Linked DNA regions of Homo sapiens: region 1 is linked to region 2. The links are chromatin loops, found by intact Hi-C in ENCODE. Cell type or tissue: GM12878. All regions are shown on one strand. Each heading gives the region's core, and the rest is flanking DNA. Links, peaks and the distances in the headings are about the cores only.

Region 1 (8,105 bases), core at 1,417-6,416, 110 kb after region 2:
TCTCTCTCTCCCTCCCCCTATTTTTATAATATAACATAAAACAATAAGAAGAAACTGATTAAAAAGGAAATTACTAGGAATTAATTTGAGAAGGAAAATGTTGAAGAATAGTTTCCATCAATCTGGCATTACTGCATGTCCTTAAACCATCCTCTGATTGCTTGTAGCAACTTCTTTCCCAAACCTCTTCATTGTTCTTTAGCCTCAGTAAAGGATGGTGTTGCGATTAAAGACCACTGTCTTGTACACAAGTGACATATTGTGCATTACTTTGCAATCAATACTGTTTTGTGGGTTGATGATGATACTAAAGAATTGTTTGAGGTTTCCTTGGGCTTCAAACAATCAAACAAACAAAACCTACATGCAATCAGATCTTGTTATTGGCTGTGGAGAAAGGCAAGTTGTCACAGACTTCTATTACCTAGGTAGGTCATTATTTTAAAGGGATATGAGAGCAACAGCAATATAAGCCTGGAACTTATGACTAGGACAGTGTTTATGGATAAAATTTTGATCACTGTGTTCATTGTTTCTTTTCCCTGACATCTACAAGTACAGGAATGCAAACAATAACTAAGAATTTACTGTGTCCCTTCATGTTATGGACTGAATTGTGTCCCCCCAAAATTCGTATGTTGAAGGTCTACCCCCGATATAACTATATTTAGAGATAAGGTTTTTAAAGAGGTAATTAAATTTAAATGAGGTCATAAGGGTAGGACCCTAATGCAATACAACTGATGTCCTTATAAGAAGAAGGGACGCCAGATGCTTGCACACGGAGAGAAGGCCATGTAAGGACACAATGAGAAGGTGGCCGAGTACAAGCCAAGCAGAGAGGTCTCAGGAGAAATGAAACCTGCTGATCCCCTGAGCCTGGACTTCCAGCCTCCAGAACTGTGAAAAAATAAATGTCTGTTGTTTAATCCACCCAGTCTTTGGTATTTGGTATGCCAGCCCTAGAAAACTAAGACCCTTGGGATGGTTTACAGGTGTAATGCCATCCCATTGTGATATCAAGTTGCAGCCTAGAATCCTGAAGATAGCCAAAATCCCGTGAGAGCCTGACATACATACTAGATTTGGCTTCTCTATCAACTTTTTTTCTCCCATGTGCACTATACTATAGTAACAGGAACAGAGGGACCATCAATTAGATTCAATGTGCTGAAACCCCATGAAAAACTAGGCAGTGCATGGGAGACATTTCTCAAAAGAAGAAATACAAGTGGCCAACAAACACATGAAAAAAAAGTTTTAATTTGCATAGAAATGCAAATTGAAAACACACTGAGATATCATCTTACACCAGTCAGAAGGGCTATTATTAAAAACAAAAAACAACAGATGTCGTTATGGATGCAGAGAAAGGGGAATGTCTATACACTGCTGGTGGGAATGTAAATTACTTAAACCTCTATGAAAAGCAGTGTGGAGATTTCTCAAAGAATTAAAAATAGAACTACCATTCAGAGCAATCCCACTACTGGGTATTAACCCAAAGGAAAAGAAATCATTATATAAAAAAGACACCTGCACATGGGATATATATATATATATATATATATATATATATATATATATATATATCCCATGTGCAGGTGTCTATATATACACACACACACACACACACACACACACACACACACACACACACCATGGAGTACTACACAGCCATAAAAAAATAATGAAATCATATCCTTTGCATCAACATGGATGGAACTGTAGTCCATTATTCTAAGTGAACTAACTCAGAAACAGAAAATCAAATATCACATGTTCTCAAAAGTGGGAGCTAAACAATGGGTACACATGGACACAAAGATGAAAATAATAGACACTGAGGACTCCAAAGAGGTTGGGAGGGGAGTGGGGGTTTGAAAAATTATCTATCGAGTACAATGTTCACTATTTGGGTAACACACTAGCCCAACCCCTACCCTTATGCAATATATCCATGTAACAAGCATGTATATGTATCTCCTGAATCTAAAATAAAATAAAACTTTTTTAGAAGGAATCAGTGTGCTGGACACTGCTAAGTGCTCTGAGAATACAAAATGATTTAGAGTTGTTTCCCTTAAGGGACTCATCATCTCCTGGAGAAAGACAAGATGAGCCAATACTCTGATAAAGGTGTAAAGAGAAACTTTTGGAGCTAAGAGTGATTGATTTGAATTTTGGGCTTGGGATTCTGGGAAGGGCAGGGAGGATCAGTGAAGGTTTCACAAACAGGGAGAAGTTCAAGTAGGACTGTTTTGGTACCTATTGATCTCTAGCAATACAACTATGGAAAAACATAAAGAAGCTCATTCATTATCTCAAGGCAAGCTATGTGCCTGGACCTGAGCTAAGAATTAGAGCTATAACCTTAAGCAAGACAGAGTTCCTGACTTCAAAGAGTGTATAGCCTGCTAACACACTCGTGATCACACCACCAAGAGTTAACCACTGCTGATATGTTGGTGCGGTCCTTCCCAATTTGAAAGAAAAAAAAGTTGAGATTACCCTGTGCGTACAGTTTTGTGCCTTGGTTTGTTTTTTCTCTCCTGGTACACAGATATTGTGAGAATTTTCCTCACAGCATTAAATAATCTACAAAATCATGATTTTGAATTGATACATCACACATTGTCATATGAATATATCATTGTTTACTTGAGCGATTCTCTGTTGCTGGGAAATGTTTTCTAGTTTTTGCTACTACAAAATAACACTGTAACAAATATACTTAATCTTTATGCTTCTCTCACAATTTTCTTAGGGTAAGTTTCCAAACTAGCTAAATAACTAGTTCAAAAAGAAAGAACATTTTAGAAGCTCTTGCTGATAGTTTTTCTAATGTGGCTTATAGAAATGTTGTCCGGGTTTGTGTTTCCCTAGCAGGTATCTGAGTGTCTTCTGCCTGGAGATTGTCAAGCGGCAGACCATGAGGAAAGCAAGCCTGGTCCCAGGAATGGGGTGGGGAGTTTTGGCCAAGCGTGACATGAACTAAAAAATGCTGAAAGAAACCAAAAGACAGGCTACAAACTACAATCAATGAATAGCCAGTAGGAACTTGGCAATTAAGGAAATAAATTGTAGGAAATGATTACAACACAGTCCAAGTCAACACAAAGATTTTATTTGCTTCTAGCACAATTTTAGGGCACCATTCTGAAACCTGTGTGTGACTAAAGGGATTCTGAGAAACAAAGGTTCACTGTGGGTGTAGTTAGAGCTCCTTGAGTAGCAAGCAACAGAAACTGACCTTGGCTCATCTAAATCAAAAGGGAATTTACTGGAAAAACAGCTGATCTTTCAATAGCTCAACTGGAAATCAGGTCCAGAAACTAGGAAAGAACAAACAGGAACCGGGGTGACGCCATAGGCAAGAAGCAGCACAGAATCAAGACCTAGGACCTCCTCATTGGGGTCGCTTGGCTACACAACTGTGAATCACAAATGAGCTCCAGTTGGTTTCCATCTTTTGATGACTTTGTTCAAATGTCAGATTCCAAGGAAGGAGGATCTGACCGACCTCATGTGGCTCACATGCATTACCCCAGGCCAGAGAAAGGCAGACACCCTGACTAACAACTTTCCATATGTAGAATAAGTAATTCTTAGAGGTAGGTCAGGGCACAGCCAGCCAAAACCAAAACTGTTTACCATACCATGTTACCTGGCAGGTGAGGTACACTAAGATTTAACCATTGTTAATCTCTGAGCCCAAATTAATTTCCCACATCGAACTCCTGCCTCCCCACCCCACCACACCCCACCAAAGTAGAATTCTGTGGAAGTGAAGAGACCCAGGAACTGTTAAGCTTTGATCAGACACGACTGAGAAATTCTAAATACCAGCCATCGTGTATGTGGTGCTGTGCTGGAAGTTGGTATGAATAAATAATTAAAATAAATAATCCTGCTTTAACTTGAACTGAGGTTTAGCCTTTCTCCCTCCCCACTTCTTTTTCATCTGGAGCTCTGGGCTTTGACTGATTAAAAACAACAAGGGAGCAAGTGAACTGGAAGGAGTCTTGACTGAGAGCCAAAGCCAGACTCCTGCTGCCTTCTGCTGGGCCAGAGTCCCCTCCTCCATCTGATGAGCCTAGTGCAGAAAAGAGAGCCCAAAAGATATTGCCTGGCTTTGTTTGAGAGGAATGCTAAAACCAGATCAGTACAGGGGGCAATGGGAAGCTGGCTCTCCCCAAGAGGTCTCTCCCTTGAGACAAAATCTCTCAGGCTTGTCTTTCTCTCCTGGCTTGTAGGAATCACGCCTCATCCCAGTGGCTATAACTGAAGCCATTGGCCCTGCGTGTGCTGCTTCTGGTACCCGCGAACAGAAAGAAGAAACCCAGTTCCCCTCAGGCACCCTCATCATTCAGCCAGGCAGTGATAGGAAGAAAAGGGGAACTGATAACTTTCAGGAACAGAAGCAAAGTAACACAAATCTCATGGCACTGTGGCACATGACAAGTCACAGGATCAGGGCGGGGGTTCATGCAGGAATGTAACACGGGAGATGAGCTGCCCTTGAGGACAGGGCGGTGGTCAGGAAATGGCAGACTCCACTCTTTCTGAAAAGAGGCCAGGAGTCCTGGTCTCAGGTCCTTGGGTACTGCAGAGCAGACGTCATTAGACATTTCCTTTGAGTAATCAGGACTGCAGGTAATGAATTACTCCCTTGGGAAGTGGGTTTGGGGCTGCAAAGTGGGGACAGTGATCCTACACTGATCTCCAGAGTCAACTCAGTCTTCAAGAGTACATTCTAGAAAGACTTTGGGATCTTTACATCCACAGAGCCAAGGCAAGATCCCAAGAGCTCTGGAGAATGCTCTTTCAGAGTCCCAGAGGAGTGGAGAAATGACCATTTGGTCCAGGACACTTGCTGATTTGGGAAGGGGCGGCCTTGCCAGTCTGTGGAGCCAGGGTCTGAGTAGAATCATCACAGAGTACTCTGCCCAGAAAGAGTTACAGTGGCCCCACCACATGCAGAATTTAGAAACTGCCATGCCATACAATACTAGTAAAAATATTAACAGGGTTCCAGTTTTCCCCACGATAAACACTTCAATATTTTTTTCTAAAATATCAAATCATTTCCATTTTTTCTCATTTTCTAGGGCTTTGTTTGCCTAGTCTGCTTCGGGTAACGATGTGCTAGGCATGGCCCCAGGAGGCTCCAGCAGACTTTGTTAACTGGCAAGAGGCTGCTTTTGTGCATCACAGCAGGAAGAAAGTCTACATGTGAAAAGCTTCCTGCTTGGAACATGGGGGTCAAGAGGACTTGCTCCTAAGGAGGAGAATATCTGTCCTGGGCAGGCTCTGTTCTCCCCCACAGGGCTTCTCTGGGTGGGCCCCTCAGCCCCATCTGCAGAGCGGAGGCTGAAGGACCAAGAGCAGGTCATGTGGGTCTGAGGGCACCTGGGATGAACTGTCACCCTGAGAACTATCTGTTGAACGCAGCCTTCTCTTCGGTGACACTTAGTCCCAATCTAAGGGTCTCTGGCATGGAGCGTGTCAACTCAGCATGCAAGCTCTGCTGCACCGGCCATCCCTCTTCCACAGATGCTCTTGCCTGCCTTTCCCTGTACTCAATCCCACCCTCGCTCTGTGTCCATCCCTAAACCCACTGTAGCTGGAAGTCCATTTCTCTCCTTCTATGGGGCACTTACATTCTTCTGACCTTTCACCTGTGTTGCCTACACTTAGCTTTTCCTTTTAACTTTTAATCTGTTTTGGGCTCATATCTAAAGTCTATCATATGCTCCAGAAGGCCAGGGTCATTTTTTTTTCTATTCTCTGTGTGTCCTGCACAGTCCCTAACACATAATAAGTGCTCCTCTGTGTCCCTTTTTCCTCAAAAAGCTTGCTGATAATAGCTCAATTACAGGACACATACATCACCTTCACACATTACCTAGAACAGTGGCCCTTAACCTCTTAAGAGTGACTATATTCTTAAGAATATAGTGAAAGCGACAAACCCCTCCTCAAAAAGATGCACATGGACATATATGGAAAAATTGCTTCATGCAAATTTCAGGATTTTACAGCCCCTCTGCAACCTGTTCAGCCATTGACTCTAAGCTAAGAAACACTGTTTAAACCGGTTCTTTTAACTGCACTGCGAGGTGGCTGCACAGACATTGTGGCCTGTGTTTAACAGGTGGGAAAAACTGAGGGTTGGAGATGGGGAGAGACTCCTCCAGACTGCTCTATATGGTTGATTGGTGTGGCTCCTTGCCCAGTGCCCACATCTCCTTTGATATCTATTTTGCAGATTTGCCCTGAGAAGTGCAAAATCAACACAGAAATATCTCTTCCATCAGTACCTGTGCATCAGGGCAGAAACTGTAATTCTTGTCATTCTTGCCCTTGCTATGATGTTTGGCATCTGATGAAACAGTGCCTCACAAAGTCCAGCTGCAATTCTTGCCAGGGCTGAAGCGAGTTCCTCTCCTGGTGTCAGAGGACAGCTTGCTTATTGTTGTAAATTTTTTATTTTCTCATCAGAGGCTCCCAGCTGTCTCTCCAAATCTGAATACAAGAAGTCAAATGTGAGAGCAGCCAGGTGGAGTTATTAGCATTGCGGCAGACCTTCTCATCTCAGCAGCTGCATCAGTTATTCTCGTGTGTTGGCTTGAGATGCCCTGCACCAAACCATGGGCCCTTTACTCAATCGACCCCATGATTCGGAAGGCCCCGGCATCTCGGCAGGCAAATGACGTGATGAGGAAGGAGTCATGGAAGGGCATTGAGCCAGCACCTTACACAGCAGCTTCAGTTTCCACTGTCAGTGCGTGATATGTGAATGAAAATCCCTGCGTAGTCATTAATGCATAATGCCTCAGTCACTGCCTCAAAAATCAATCTTTTACTGCCTCAACGAGGAAAAAAAACAATCCCACTGCTCTCCCAGGCCCTGTAGTGTGAGTCTATCATGGCCACTTGGGCATCACTTGGGCTCAGCTCCCTGACATGACAGAGTGTAATAGCTTCATAAAAAAGCAAGAGTGGTGGTTTTTTCAAACACCATTTGCTGTGTTTGAACAAATGTGCTTCATCACAGCTCCGCCTGCCTGTGGGCTGCTCTGTAGCTGACAGATAGCCCCAGCCTAAGGAAGCTAAGGTAAAGATACATGAAGTTCACCTTCCTGCACACTCAAAATATTCAAATCTTCTCTAACCACAGCCACAGGGCTCGTGCCAAATAGGTGTGCCCCTTCCTTGAATTTGTATGTGTGAATATTTCAAGCAGTGATGGCCCTGTATACCTTCTAAGGAAAAATATGTCTCTCAAATCAGCTGTTGTTGTTACTTTTTGCCCTTGTGGTTTCCCGGCATGACCCCAGGCACCTGTTAGTAGCTGTTGTGCTCCAAGACCACAACCTCCTAAACAAAGGTATTTATATTTCAAAGGGGATGAGGCCTTATTCAGTTCCTTCCTTCCCCACCTCCTTTAAGAAAATTCCAGCATTTGGGCTGGGCGTGGTAGCTCACTCCGGTAGTCCCAGCACTTTGGGAGGCCGAGATGGGTGGATCTCTTGAGGACAGGAGTTCGAGACCAGCCTGGCCAACATGATGAAACCCCATCTCTACTAAAAACACAAAAATTAACTGGGCATGATGGTACATGCCTGTAGTCCTAGCTACTCAAGAGGCTGAGGCAGGAGAATTGCTTGAACCCAGGAGGCAGAGGTTGTAGTGAGCCAAGATCTTGCCATGCACTCCAGCCTGGGAGACAGAGTGAGACTCCATCTCAAAAAAGAAAAAAAGAAAAGAAAATTCCAGTGTTTGACTAGCGTGCACTGTGATAGCCTGTCAGGGAGAAATATTTGGCCAGAGGTGTAAGTGGCTGCTGTGCACTGTTGTGTTAAAATGACGGTGACTCTAGGAGTCAGGACACTGTGTAGGACATCACTGAGCATCATGTCTGGTACTTTCTCTCAGCCTCCTTTGGGAATCACCTGCATCAGTGGTTCTCAACCAGGGGTAGTTCAGGAGACATTGTCAATGACTGGGGATACTGCCAGTGTTTTTGATATCATAACTTGGGAGGAAGAGGAGGAGGAGGAGTGCTACTGGCATCCATTGGGGAGAGGCCAAGGATGCTG
Region 2 (8,105 bases), core at 1,032-6,031:
CCATCTTGAGTTGATTTTTGTATATGGCATAAGAAAGGGGTCCAGTTTCAGTTTTCCACACATGGCTAGCCAGTTCTCCCAGCACCATTTATTAAATAGGGAATCCTTTCCCCATTGCTTGCTTTTGTCAGGTTTGTCAAATATCAGAGGTTGTAGGTGTGCTGTCTTATTTCTGAGTTCTCTATTCTGTTCCATTGTTCTATATGTCTGTTTTTGTACTGGTACCATGCTGTTTTGGTTACTATAGCCTTGCAGTATAACTTGAAGTCGGGTAGCATGATGCCTCCAGCTTTGTTCTTTTTGATTAGGACTGCCTTGGCTAGTCAGGCTCTTTTAGGTTCCATATGAATTTTAAAATAGTTTTTTCTAGTTGTGTGAAGAATGTCAATGGTAGTTTAATGGGAATAGCATTGAATCTATAAATTACTTTGGGCAGTATGGCCATTTAAATAATGTTGATTCTTCCTATCCATGAGCATGGAATGTTTTTCCATTTGTTTGTGTCCTCTCTGATTTCCTTGAGCAGTCATTTGTAGTTCTCCTTGAAAAGGTTTTTCATTTCCCTTGTTAGCTGTATTCTTAGGGTTTTAAAAATTTTTTTTATAGTAGTTGTGAATGGGATTTCATTCATTATTTGGCTCTTGGCTCACCTGTTGTTGATGTATAGGAATGTTTTTGCACATTTATTTTGTATCCTGAGACTGCTGAAATTGCTTATCACCTTGAGAAGCTTTTGGGCTGAGACAGGTTTCTAGGTGTAGGATCATGTTATGTGCAAATAAAGATAATTTGACTTCTTATTTTCCTATTTGGATATCCTTTATTTCTTTCACTTGCCTGATTGCTCCGGCCAGAACTTTCAATACTATGTTTTATAGGAGTGGTGAGAAAGGGCATCTTTGTTTATGCCAGTTTTCCAGGGAAATACTTCTAGCTTTTGCACATTCAGTATGATATTGGCTGTGGGTTTGTCATATATGGCTCTTATTATTTTGAAGTATGTTCCCTTAATGCATAGTTTATTGAGAGGTTTTAACATAAAGGGATGTTGAATTTTATCAAAGGCCTTTTTGCCATTTATTGAGATCATCATGTGGTTTTTGTCTTTAGTTCTGTTTATGTGATGAATCACATTTATTGATTTGCATATGTTTAACCAAGCTTGCATCCCAGGGATGAAGCCAACTTGATTATGGTGGATAAGCTTTTTGATGTGCTGCTGGATTCAGTTTGCCAATATTTAATGAGGATTTTTGCATTGATGTTCATCAGGGATATATTGGCCTGAAGTTTTCTTTTTGTTGTTGTTGTTGTTGTTGTTGTTACATCTCTGCCAGGTTTGGCTATTAGGATGATGCTGGTTCTTATGGCCAGACAAGTTCAGCACTAGCTTAAAAATAATAATAAGGAATGTTGGGAAAAGGATGTTCATACTGTAGAATAGTTAAAAAAAAAAAAAAGTAAGTAGCTTACATTTTCAAAAAGAACAGCATTTGTGAATTTTTTTAGTTAGTCACAATCAGCCAAAACTAACTTTAATTCAAACAGTAAAGTAATTTATTGAAAGGATATTAGATATTCAGAATATCTAAGAGGGTGGAAGAACCAGGCTGAGAAAGTGGTTAGGAACCCAGTAAAGGGAGGCTGCTAGATTCACAGCCAAAATCATTCCACAAGAACTCTCTGGTGAGGATGTAGCTTCTGTGTCCCTAAGACATTGGACACCTACCTCACTTGCTTTCTCCTCTGGTCCTGAACAGCAGTTGATCCCTCTACTCCTTCAGCTTCTTGGCATCAATTGCTCTTGGATCAGATCTTGGGAAAAATATATTTTTAAAAGCCTGGAAGTGAAAATCCATGTTTGGCCACCTAGCCCTAGCATATTTAAACTATGTTTTTATAGGGATGTTCTGCTGCTGCGAAAATGGCAGTATATATCTTTAGAACAGTGTAGCAAATCCAGAAGTAGAATCAGATATTAATGTAAGCATCATTAACAATGGGGAAAAAGCAAAATTATATAATAAGTGCTATAGAGATAACCAAAGGAAATAAACATTACATCAAAATAAGCCTCAAGGCAAACTAGCACACAATAAAAATATACAGAATGTATCCTAATTATGGAGGGATAAAGCAGCACCTTAAAAATTGCAAAGAGTAACACTGACAGAATTTGTCTATTAAAAAGGTAGAATTTTTTAGTTCAAATCTGCCAAACAACCTAAAAACAGCAGACTGACAAAAAAGTATTTGTTTCATATATGATATATGAAGTGTTAAAATCCACACCATGTAAAGGATTTATTCAACTGTGTAAGAAAACTCCAAGACCCCAAGCAAATGGGTGAAAGACAGAAACAAACCATTAACACAGGAAAAACACATAATAAACACAAAATGTTCAATTACTAATAACTAACTAAATAAAATTCTACTTTTTAAATTAGTACAAAGACTTTAATGGTAAAGTTTTCCTTCATTTGGTGACATAAGTTATTACTGTATTTTTTTCACCCCACAGAAATGTTTGTGATTAGTTATCTCCTTTTTGATAATTTATACTTAGAAAACAATCAGAAGAAGAAAATTATTTTTGTGGAAAGATCACATTTATAATAGTGAATAATTAGAACTAATTTATGCCCAACACTAATGATAGGAGTAATACATTATCCCATGCCAACATTTAGGACATTACGCAGACTTTTAAAATGACAATATGACCACTGGGCATCAACATAGAAACATGCTTATGATTATGTTACAGTGTAAAAAGAATCCACAAAATTATATGTGTAATATAATTACAGTTACATCAGAATAGGTGTATTTGTGAACAGAAACCAGAAAGGAACTTGGAAATATGAGAATAAATTTTAGGTGATGGAAAGGAGTAATTTTTTTTCTCTTTTAAATTTTTTTCTGTTGGTGTTTTAGCAATAAACTATCTTCAAAAAAGAAAAAAAAAATCACCCAACACATCTTTCAAGATTTAGCTCACATTCTACCTCCTACAGTGAAAAAAAAAACTCCTCAAAACAATACAGTACTGTAATTAGCCACAGTTTTTATACTCATTAAGATTTTACCTTTATTAAGTCCAGTCTATATCCAAAGCAAACGTACAGTGTAGATCAGTGTTCTCTGTACTTTTCAGATGTTTTCAGTCTTCATATATAGGTTATGCAGTTGTAGATAGAATATAGCCTCTTCTAAAAGGCAGTATAATTGCAGAGCAAAGAGCTATTTTTATTTATTTATTTATTTCCTTTCTCTCTTTCTCTCTCTCCTTTTAAAGAGAGGGTCTTGTTTTGTCACCCAGCCTGGAATACATGATCATAGGTCACTGTAACCTGAAACTCCTGGCCTCAAGCATGAGCCACCATGCCTGACCCCACATAATTTCAAGACTAAATTAGGGTTTCATTTTTGCTGCTGGTGTTGAATAGATTCACACCATGGATAACACCCAAGCTGTGATAACAGAGAAAACATTTTTGAAAGGCTGTTACATTTCTCTTGGTTGAAATCATTTAAAATTAATAAGTCAGAAGTGGACAGGATTATTAGCCCTATTCTCAACTAGCGATGACAAGTACCACTTCACTACGTACCTATCTGTGAAGGGTACCAGGTTGGTTTTTTTGTTTTGTTTTGTTTTAACAACCAACAATCTTACTCATTCTCATATCAGGGTCCCCATATAGAAATTGTCAAAACATTTAGAAACATGTTCACAAGTGTACTTCTTGCTTTATCCACAGATATCTTTCTGGTGAACTGATTATACCAACATATTTTTCTTCCCAATTCATTTGGCAAAAGTATTTACAGTGGTTTAGAAAGACTATAGAACTACAAGTTCAGGAAAGACAGCAAAGTTTCCATCTCAGATTTTGCAGTGTTTTATTGCAAAGTAATTATAACTTTCTTCTTGTCTCTAGGGTCCATGAGGGACTTTCCTGATTTTCCCACCTCCAGTGCCCCAAGCCTGCCCCTTTGCTCCCTTCCTACCACCTATTTCCTACTTGTTAGAACCTGATTTTATCTCTGCCTACTGTCTATTAACCTATTCACTAGCTTCTAACCACAATAGATGTTCCCATCTATTGACCTTGGGCTGACCATGTCCTGGAACTGATTTCATTTTTTCAGCAAGTATTTATTGGACATCTCCCACACGCCAGCCAACGGGCCTTCTCTTCACCTTGACTTCTAGTATGCAGGTGTCCTTCAACTCTTCATGGGTCTTCACAAGACTTCTCACCTCCTAGCTTCACACTGGTTTTATATACAGGTACTTTTAACTTTAGTGATTCTCAACAAGGTATTTTTTTTGTCTCCTGTAAATTTCTCTAGTTCCAATTATGTTCCCATTCAAATCGTTTTGTTTGGCTTTACTTTCTCTACCATCTTATGACATTTACTTTCATAATTTTAATGAACTTCAGCCATCTTCTTAATCTGCTTTCTTTTAAATGCATGCCTAACTTTTGTTATTAGCTGACTTATGTCTGTAAGATTTTGTTATCTTGATAAGCACCATTCATAGCTTTTCCAGCTTATTAAAGTCTTCTCAGATATCATGTTAAGCTTTTGAGAAAAGGAAAAACCAATACATTACAGTGAATATCTTCTCCCCAGATAAATCATCAGGTTAATATAATGGACATAGTATTTTAGATTTTCTTTGGGCACATCAAATAAGGGCAGACTGATACACCACTCATCTCTTCTTTCTTTTGTCCTGTTTTTAAGAAAATAATTGTTTGTTTAAAGAATATATTAGAAATCACTTAAATTCACTTTTTGTTATGAACTTTCTAAATGGCTTATTTTAATTAATAATCATAAGTTCAATTCTAAGCATTTGCATTGTTTATATACTCTTTCCTATAAGCCATTTTACCAACTTCTCTGCAGTTGTAGAACTAACTTTAAGTGCTAAGTATCACAATAAGGCTTCTTTTGTGGTACTAATTGAACATCTTCCTTTCTGTGTTCCTGGCCTAATTCTCTGCCCCACCTTCTATCCCACCACTCTGCCTTTTTTTCTTCAGAGAATTCAAACTCTATACTATCCATTTCCCCTGAATATTGCAATCCCTTCATTCATTTCACTTGAATTTCTATACTGTGGCCTTTTATTATCCATGCCTTTAGTTGTTCCTTATTCTTTCTTAGGTTATCTCTCCTAATCAATGAGTTAACATTTTATCCTTTTTTTAACTAACATGAAATATATATTTTATACCTGAATTTGTTAATGTTTGCTGAATATTATGTCACTATTGTGCTTCCTTATATTTTAAAAACTGTTCTAATATTTTATAGTCCCTTATTTCTTACTTTTGAATTCACTTTTAGAATAAACTTTATCTTTCTTCATTTCAAACTATGTAAATATCTCTCTGCTGTACCTTTCATCCCCCCCACCCATGTTCCCTACCAATGTGGTATTAATTGAAAGCATGCTAAGCCAAGAATCAGAACATGATGACCCTTTCACACATTAGGCAGGTGACTCTGACATGCCATTTATCCTTAATGAATATATGTCCACACCTAGGCAATGAATGGATAGAACTAAGACCTTGGAAGGCCCTTTGGGCTCTGATATGCTATGATTCTGGTTCTAACTCTGATGGCATTTTCTTGTTTCCAAAGTTAAATAAATGCTCATATTTTTCACATTTTGTTACTTGTTTCCTTGTAAATCACCACTGAAAAGTTTCAGCTTTGATTCAAGTATATGATTTTTGTTTGGTTGGTTGGTTGGTTTTGTTTTGAGATGGAGTCTCACTCTGTTGCCCAGACTGGAGTGCAGTGGCGCGATCTCGGCTCACTGCAACCTCCACCTCCTGGATTCAAGTGATTCTCGTGCCTCAGCCTCTGGAGTAGCTGGGATTACAGACATGCGCCACCAAGCCTGGCTAATTTTTGTATTTTTAGTAGAGACGGGGTTTCACCATGTTGGCCAGGCTGGTCTCAAACTCCTGACTTCAGGTGATCTGCCCTCCTAGGCCTCTCAAAGTACTGGGATTACAGGCGTGAGCCACCATGCCTGGCCCAAGCATACGGTTTTTATGATCATTACTTTTCTACATGAAAAACTTTTAACTTTGTTTTCCCCACATTTTTTCCCTTTATTTCTGTCTTGAAATAGAGATGCTCAAAAATTTAAATACATGTGTTAATTCTGGTGCATATAGTTTAATAGTGGTTTAGGAGTAAATAATGGGCTATCAATAGCAACCTAACTCTTAATGCCAAAATTTGATTTTTTCATAGAAAAGCCAACATATGAAGTAAAAATTTGAAGACCAAATTTTTTGTTTCCTTTTGAAGATTTATTTACCTAAGTTCTGTAATTTTATGTTTAGCTCACACTAATAACTTCCAAAATGCACAATTTATCTCAATTGATATAATCCTCTCAGAGGTCATTGTGACCCACAGTCAGTCTACTTAAATGATTTTCCTTCCACCTGCTAGAATAAAATGTCCTTTACTTTTTGTCAGCAGTCACAAATATTGGAAGACAGAGTTCAAATAAGTCACTTCAGCATTCAGCTTATTTTTAATATCCTTCCTTAATTTATTTTACCAACTTTCAAATTTATTCCAAGTGAAAAAACTTTTGACTTTTTAATTTTAGTAAGCTGTTCAGTATAGTAAATAACACAAATACTTTAAAAAATGATTTTGCATATAACATTTTAACATCCTAATTGAATCTTTTAAAACAGCTTTACAGAGATAAAATTCACAAATTACAAAATTCACCCACTTTAAGTGTACAATTCAGTGGTTTTTAGGATATTTGCAGAGTTGTGTGACCATCAGCAAAGTCGAATTTTGGGAGATTTCTTTCACACCAAAAAGAAACTTTGTGGCCATCAACAGCCACTCCCCTTACACTCCTGCCCCTTTCCAACAATCCTTAACCTACTTTCTATCTCTATAGACTTACCTATCCTGGACATTTTATACAAATAGAACCATACAATATGCGGTCTTTTGTGTGTGGCGTCTTTCACTTAGGATAATGTTTGTGAGTTTCATCCATGTTGTAGCATATGTAAGTACTGCATTCCTTAATTAGTAGCTTGTTTAGTGCTTGTGATTCAAGTCACAAAATGAGTGATGTGGTTCAGTTGGAAAAAATACTGAGCTGGGATCCAAACAGTTCTGCTTTCTGGTACTGTTTAGGCCTTGTATAGGCCCTTTGAATAAGTTATTAATTTCTATGTCTCAGTTACTTCATCTGTAAATTGGGAATATGGTAGCTTTTCTTACCTACCTTAATACATTAGAATAGGCAAGATAAAATGTAAGATCATCTAAAGAACTATATATTCAAATGTATTTTAAAGTAACTTTCCTGATGTGATAGCAAACCAAATGATTATATTTAGTATACAAGCATTCAAATTTCTTTAAATACTACTTTAATTTCAGAAGAAAGCTATACATTTTAATTTCTCTTTGCCCAAAGGTGTATTCACCTCGACTTGTTTATTTTCTAGTCAGCCCTGATTAGCTGTAACAGTAGTCTGCCTGCTCTTAGAAAAGGTTACTGAAGAAGAGAGTGCCTATGTTTAATTCAGGAGTCATCCGTCTGTATGGCAGATAGAGATCTATGAACACAGATCCACAAGGACCTTACCTGCAAGGTCTGATTTTCAGAGAGCACTCACTGTAGTGACTTGATCAGCCTTTATGATTCCTTTTGAACTGTTGGACTTTAGTTGGAATAATATGACCTTGGCTTCAAATAAAAGGGGAAAGTGCTGATTTTACAAACAGAAAACCAAGGAAGTTTGTAATTATTTTTAGTTGTATTAAATCCAACAGCCCTTAAAAGAGACCAGCTTGATAATGAACCACTGTGGGCTGCTTCTGTGTCCAAAAGTAGATGGACAAAAAGTTTAGCCTGATCTCTAGACAAATTGCAAGCCAGGCAGTATTAACTAAAATTCTAAGAAATCTTTTTTAGAACCTGATCACCATTTGAAATGTGAGTCTTATAAAGGGATCTCCTGTGGAAGCCATGTGATCTTTGATCACTGGAGTCGTCTAAGATTATCTTTGTTTTCTTG

Evidence for each region. Hi-C counts contacts between places; a loop is a spot of excess contacts. Peaks named below come from ENCODE experiments on the same cell type or tissue, not always from the same donor. Only the 100,000 strongest peaks of a DNase experiment are listed, where the experiment ranks them.
Region 1: a loop joins it to region 2, with 4 times the contacts of the local background. A loop is called at or near these places in 1 of 110 quality-filtered maps.

What each region holds. Positions count from the first base shown.
Region 1 is chr3:157,060,115-157,068,219 of GRCh38, forward strand. No RefSeq gene overlaps it. Among named protein-coding and RNA genes, the nearest start is that of LINC02029, 18 kb to the right of the region's middle. RefSeq lists a silencer at 4,181-4,260 and an enhancer at 4,531-4,660. In GM12878, for the core only: no CTCF peak of the experiment used is centred there; a DNase peak (open chromatin) is centred at 4,406; H3K27ac peaks cover 402 bases.
Region 2 is chr3:156,954,513-156,962,617 of GRCh38, forward strand. The region is part of intron 6 of LEKR1 (leucine, glutamate and lysine rich 1); the gene reads left to right. Among named protein-coding and RNA genes, the nearest start is that of LINC02029, 120 kb to the right of the region's middle. In GM12878, for the core only: no CTCF peak of the experiment used is centred there; a DNase peak (open chromatin) is centred at 3,389; H3K4me3 peaks cover 357 bases; H3K27ac peaks cover 1,029 bases.